Linked DNA regions of Mus musculus: region 2 is linked to region 1. A link is a contact called in ENCODE Hi-C or POLR2A ChIA-PET data. All regions are on one chromosome and are shown on one strand. Each heading gives the region's core, a stretch centred on a gene start or an enhancer-like site at or near the end of the contact. The rest is flanking DNA. Distances are from core to core; before and after follow the strand shown.

The links. Hi-C counts contacts between places; a loop is a spot of excess contacts on that map. ChIA-PET counts read pairs that join two places held with the same protein, here RNA polymerase II (POLR2A).
Region 2: a loop to region 1 is called in a map of heart, with 5 times the contacts of the local background. The contact joins the promoter of Hdgfl3 here to the promoter of 3110040N11Rik in region 1. A Hi-C loop is called at or near these places in 7 of 37 maps with a recorded cell type or tissue (heart, left cerebral cortex and regulatory T cell). POLR2A ChIA-PET finds 5 or more read pairs at or near these places in 1 of 5 experiments (Patski).

What each region holds. Positions count from the first base shown.
Region 1 is chr7:81,787,924-81,790,710 of GRCm38, forward strand. It overlaps 3110040N11Rik (RIKEN cDNA 3110040N11 gene), which reads right to left and starts at 1,532. Exons shown (of 5, transcript NM_026077.4): 1 at 1,432-1,532; 2 at 527-653. The coding sequence starts at 1,461.
Region 2 is chr7:81,933,204-81,935,903 of GRCm38, forward strand. It overlaps Hdgfl3 (HDGF like 3), which reads right to left and starts at 1,256. Exons shown (of 6, transcript NM_013886.4): 1 at 736-1,256. The coding sequence starts at 819.

The DNA.
Region 1 (2,787 bases), core at 282-2,781:
ACAGGAATCAGTCAGGGTTCTCAGAGTTCAGGCGTTCTCCCATTCTTTACGTTAATGATCATTAAACTAAACCAAAGAATCGCTTCTCATTAGTGTCTTTATAAACTCTTTGGAACAGGAATAACTAAGAATAGTCTAAGCTATACATAGATTTCCTAATGTGTCCTTCCTAAACATTTTATTGTTTAGAGACAGGGTCTTGTTGTAGTCTAGCTGACCTCCTGCCTCAGTTCCTAACTAAGTACTTGTGAATTATTGGCATATATGACCAGGCCCATCTACAAAATACCACATTTTTAAAAAGGAAAAGATACACAGATTCCATCTGATTTGGTATTAAATATTGTACATTTTCTTTCAAATACCTCTATATGAGACTATAGAATGTTTAGATGGAGAAGCTTCTAAACGCAGACATAAAAAATACCATTTACAGTTACAGGATAAGCTTTTAGATAACAAGGCAAAAATAAGATGAAAACGCTGCTTTATCCACATCCAAATCCCACCCAGTGCTCAGACGTACCTGTCACAGCGTTCTGTCTGGAGCCAGGTTTGGCATGAATGGCTATGGTGACAAAACCTTTAGGGTCAGTTGCTACAGGCCCTGCAGCAGGAGGTGCTGTCTCTGGTTCTTTGGTTTGGTTTTTACCCTAAAATGACACACAATTTCACAGGTAACAAAATACTTCAGTTATTTTGAGCCATCACTACCCTCACCTTCACTAAACTGGGCCTACATGCAGAAACTAGCCACCACCGTGCTCCTCCCACATCCCTTCATGATCCAACATACAGAGACAGAGAGGGGGGTGGGGTGGGGCTGTCTCTGTGTAGGTATGTGTTCTACTTAAGATCTCTTGGCTAGCTTAGGACTTGTTCCCACAGTCTACTTTATCGTTTCTATTTCTCAAGAGAAGGGGCATTTATTAGTCATCTTTATAGCCAATGCATCCTAACGCTCAAGAGTGGGTGAGGAGTCCATTGCAGAAAGAACGACGACTGGTATTTAAATGCCATCTAACAACTTAACAGAAAACAACTTCCAGGGCAGTATGCGGACAGCGGGTATGAAGAGGAATAAGGATTCAAACTCCCTGACTTCAAGGGGCTGGGATCACAGCGACAGAAAACAAAGGGATATTAGGGGAGGGAGTGCAGTCTCATTGACAGAAGGAAGCGATCAGCCACCATAGGGAGGCAGAACGCACAGCCTGCCGGGAAGTGTAACCCTCAGAGTGAGAGAGCAAAGACGGTGGTCAGCGGGTGCGCAGTGGAGCCTACTCATCCTTAGGGCGAGCTAATGTGCGACCCAGGAAGTCTCAGACCTGGACCCGAAGGGAGGTCTTCCGCCCTCCAGGCGCTGCGTCTGTTCCCCGCCAGTGTAGCCCCGTGGCCCACCCTCTCCACAACACGAGGCTTGCCACTGGCCTTGCTTGTCGCACCGGCTTTCTTAGGCATTGTGGAACCACACAGGAGTCTAACAGAGGCCAAGCACACCGACCTACAGCAAGCAGCAGCATCCCAACCACGCAGGCGCCAGCGTGGCGGAAGAGTTCTGTGCGCCTGCGCAAGTCATGGGCGGAAGCGGCAGGCGCGTCGGCCGGCACCTAAGAGTGCCACCTCGCCCCGAGATGGCACTGTTTTCCTTCCTTTGCAACCTGCCAGCCTCAGGGTGTGATCCATTGGTGAGCCATCTTTGCCAGCAGAGGGAAAATTGTCACCTATCCTTAGGGTTGGCAAGAGCAGCCAGCCTCGGTGCTCGCCTGCCCAACGCGGCACCATGGCAATTCGCACAGGGCAGTGCGCAAGGAGAGGAGATCCACTGTGGAGTTGAATACAACCGTTCGTGAAACTGAAGCAGAGGCAAATCAATGCAAGTGCTAAAGTTAGGGACTGGCCTTGTCCAATAAGGTTAGAATGTATAGATGGTATATGCCCAGAGGTAGGAAGATCTGCTACCTAAATGGGAGATGGCTTGTTACCATTTTGAGGATCTTTGGGACCTGAATAATCTGAGATGGGGAAAAGATTAACTGAAGATGCCCGAGTCTACGGCTAGCAGTTGTGGCAGTCCGAGGGGGAGTTTTCAGGGTACATTAAGTTTGAAATGATTGGAGACATCCAAGTGGAATAGTTAAGGAGCTACCTGAATACATAACCAAATTATCAGTGACCTGTGCCAGTGAGAGGGGAGTTAAGGAGGAGGACAGAGACTGTGACAAATGTCAAAGGGCGACAGCATTCAGATTCACAAACAGGTGAGACTGGAATGTGAGTGCTGAAAACAGCCACTAAAGGTTGGGATCAGAATGGGATGTCTCATTTTACTCTCCCAGAGACACCCTTTCCACATGACACGTTAAGTGGTGTGTTGTGAGAAAGTGGCTAAAGCCTAAGACTCAGGTGATTCAGGTGTTAAACCACACCACACCTTTTTTGAAATACATTACAAATAGAGGCACAAAGTGGAGCCAAAACTATACTGTAGTAATTTGATGAATTTTGAGGTGAAATCATGATGCCCTAAAAATATTTACATTACGATTCATAACAGTAGCCAAATTAGTTAGGAAGTAGCAACAAAAGTAATGTTACCGTTGGGAGTCATCACAGCATGAGGAACTGTATTAAAAGGTTGCAGCATTAGGAAGGTTGAGAACCACTGCTCTAGAGACTTGACAGTTTTTATCAGGGGAGGAACACGGATTGGTGTATTTCTGATGGTGCCTGGATGGGCAAAGGAGGGGGAAGCAATGTCCTCTAAGGAACCGTCAGCCTTCTCCA
Region 2 (2,700 bases), core at 6-2,505, 150 kb after region 1:
GCTGTTTAGGAAGAAGAGAGCTGTCGTGGGTTTGGTTCGAGGCCAAGAATAAGGTTCGGGAACCGACCTAAAACAAATATGGAGGTGAAAAGGCACAAGGAAGCTCCTTGAATTCACCAGCCAGTGACAGGCTATTTGGTGTCAGTTTCTAAGAACCAGGGCACCAGGGAGGCAATGGACAATGAGAGGGCAGGTGAGGCACAGGGGATCGCGCCCAGGAAACACTCAACAAGTCTGGAAGATGAAGGATGCTCTGAGATCGAAGATTGCTACCATGAGACTGCCGCTGGCCTCTGCACGACCATCCCCTTTCCCAGGACTGACCGTCACCGGCTCTCGCCGGCTGGGGGACAGCCTTTCGCTCTCCTACCTGCCTCGACGTTCGCCCGGATCAGGGCGTCTACTCAGGACCATGCTGGGAGCCAGCCGGCGCCTCCACCCCGGACCCGCTTCCCGGTCCCCGCCGGCTTCCATGAGGAAGGCGACGTCGGGCCTGTCCGGTCGAACCCGCCTTCGAACGTGGGCGTCAGGATGGCCGCCGAGCCGGCGAGGGCGCAGCCCGGAACCTTCGCCTCGGCCCGGAGCCCGGTGCGCAGCACAGCTCGCGGTTCAGCCCAGGCGGCGGCCAGGCGCGAGGCGGGCTCGAGCCGAGGTGATGGGGAAAGGGGGCGGGCGCGCCATCATGAAGGGAAAATGGTGGGCGGGCGGGCCCGCGCGCGCGGCCGCCGTACTCACCCGGGCGGGCCAGTGCGGGTAGCCCTTCATCTTGGCGAAGACCAGGTCTCCCGCTTTGTACTCGCGGGGCCGCGGACGCGCCATCCCGGTCGTTCTCCTGCTCGCCGGTCCTTGGCCGCCGCGAAGATGCTGGGAGGCCGCCCCTCCGCGGGACGACGGAACCGCGCCGCGCTCCCCGCGGGGCCTCGAGCCGAACGCTCGAGCGGCCGCTCCGACGAGGGAGAGCGGCGAGGCAGTGGCCGAGGCGAGCGGTGGGCGGGGGGCACCGCAGGCCCCGCAGATCCCCGCCCGGCTGCGGGGGATGGGAGCCCGCGTCCGGCCGCGCCGAGTCCCGACGCCGCCGCTACCGCCGCGCGCTGCTCACAGGAGCCGCGTCGCCAGCCTCATGCAGCCGCCGCCTCCCCGCCGAGCTTCTGGGTTCCGTGCGAGCTCCGGGCCTCGCGCCTCCTCCGAATTCCTCCTCGGGCAGCGACCGCAAACACGATCTTATTATTGTTCTCGCGCGCGCTCAGCATTCCCCCCCTCCACCCCTCGCCCGCCCCGCTTCCCTCCCCTCGCGCGCCGGCCGGTTAATTCCTAGGTGCACGGCCGGCTTTCTCGGAGAAACCGCGCGCGCCGCCTGGCTTGCTCCGCGGGCTGCTGGTGGGCGCGTCCTCCCGCAGCAGCGAAGCCGGTGCCCCGCGGGTGGGAGCGCCTACTCCAAAGACGCCCGCCGCCTGCTCTCTTTTGTTCTTGGCCGGGAGCTGCCTGGTGAAGCCCAGCCAATCACCACCCGGCCGCCCCTCTTTCCCCTCCTGCTCGCGCCCACCCCCTGCGGACTGCACCCCCTTTCTGACTGCCCCCTACCCGTGGGCCACTTCCTCGGGTGCTCTCTGGTGAGTTGGGGGAGAGGGGGGACAAAGGCTTCCCAGGCATGGGGGATAGCTGCGCAGGGGACTCGCTGCCTGGTCAGTAGGTACCTGGAAAGAACAAGGGCAAGGTTCTTGCCCCAGGTCTGCCTTAATGATGCAGTGTGACCCACCTAGGGCAAGCGACTTCACTGGAGTCAAGGCCAGTCCTCACCGACAGGATGGCACAGTCGGGCTTTGAACATGGATCTATATGGTTCAGTGCCCATAGCCTAAGTTATGCTTCTCTGTGTGGGGCCTTCATGGGCCAATAATTTTGGGGCAAAGGACTTACCCTGACAAGTCAAATCAGTTGTTTTCAATTCTGGTAACATACTGGAGAGCAGCTTCTAGAGATTTCTTTATACAGGTTAGTAAGTCTACGACAAACGTGTGCATTCACCATTGTTTTATTTGGATTTCAGCTGACTGCTTTCAAAAAGACATTTTGGGAGTGAGAATCTTTATAGCATTCTCCTTTGTGAGAGGTAAATAAAATAATTCACTCTTTTCTGCATCTGCTCGATGAATGGATGAATGCGCCCTGTGGAAGATCCCTGTGATCTTGCCTTCTTTAAAAGGTCCTCTGGTGCTGCACCTAGTTGGGAAGACAGCTCTCCTTTGTGAATTGCCCTCTTTGCCATTTCTCCCCTCTGTAGAAAGTGGGTTTTCCAAGCATCTGCCCCACTCACTTGTGCTTGAGAGCTGTGCTTACCGCAGCCTCTCCGTGATGGGTTTCCAGTGGCCGGCTGTAGAGTCTGGAGACATTCCGAGGAGCGTTTACTTTGTTCACAGTACTTGGCTGTTTCTTTTTTTGCATCTCTTAATTCTCCAGCACCCACCCCTCACCTTCCCTATAGGCTCACCTTGTCCTCTCTTGCGCTGCAAAATTAGTCTAGGTTTTTTCCCCCGGCTGTGATAGCCCGAGAACGAGCTTGTCACGTCTACAAGTCATATCACACACATCCTAGGTGCCATGTCAAAGCCGCATCTCTTGACAGGCCACCAGAGCCCTAACTGTCCAAAGCTGGAATGGCCGAGGCTGCCTGTGGGCTCTGGGCGGTCATGAGTAGGGGAG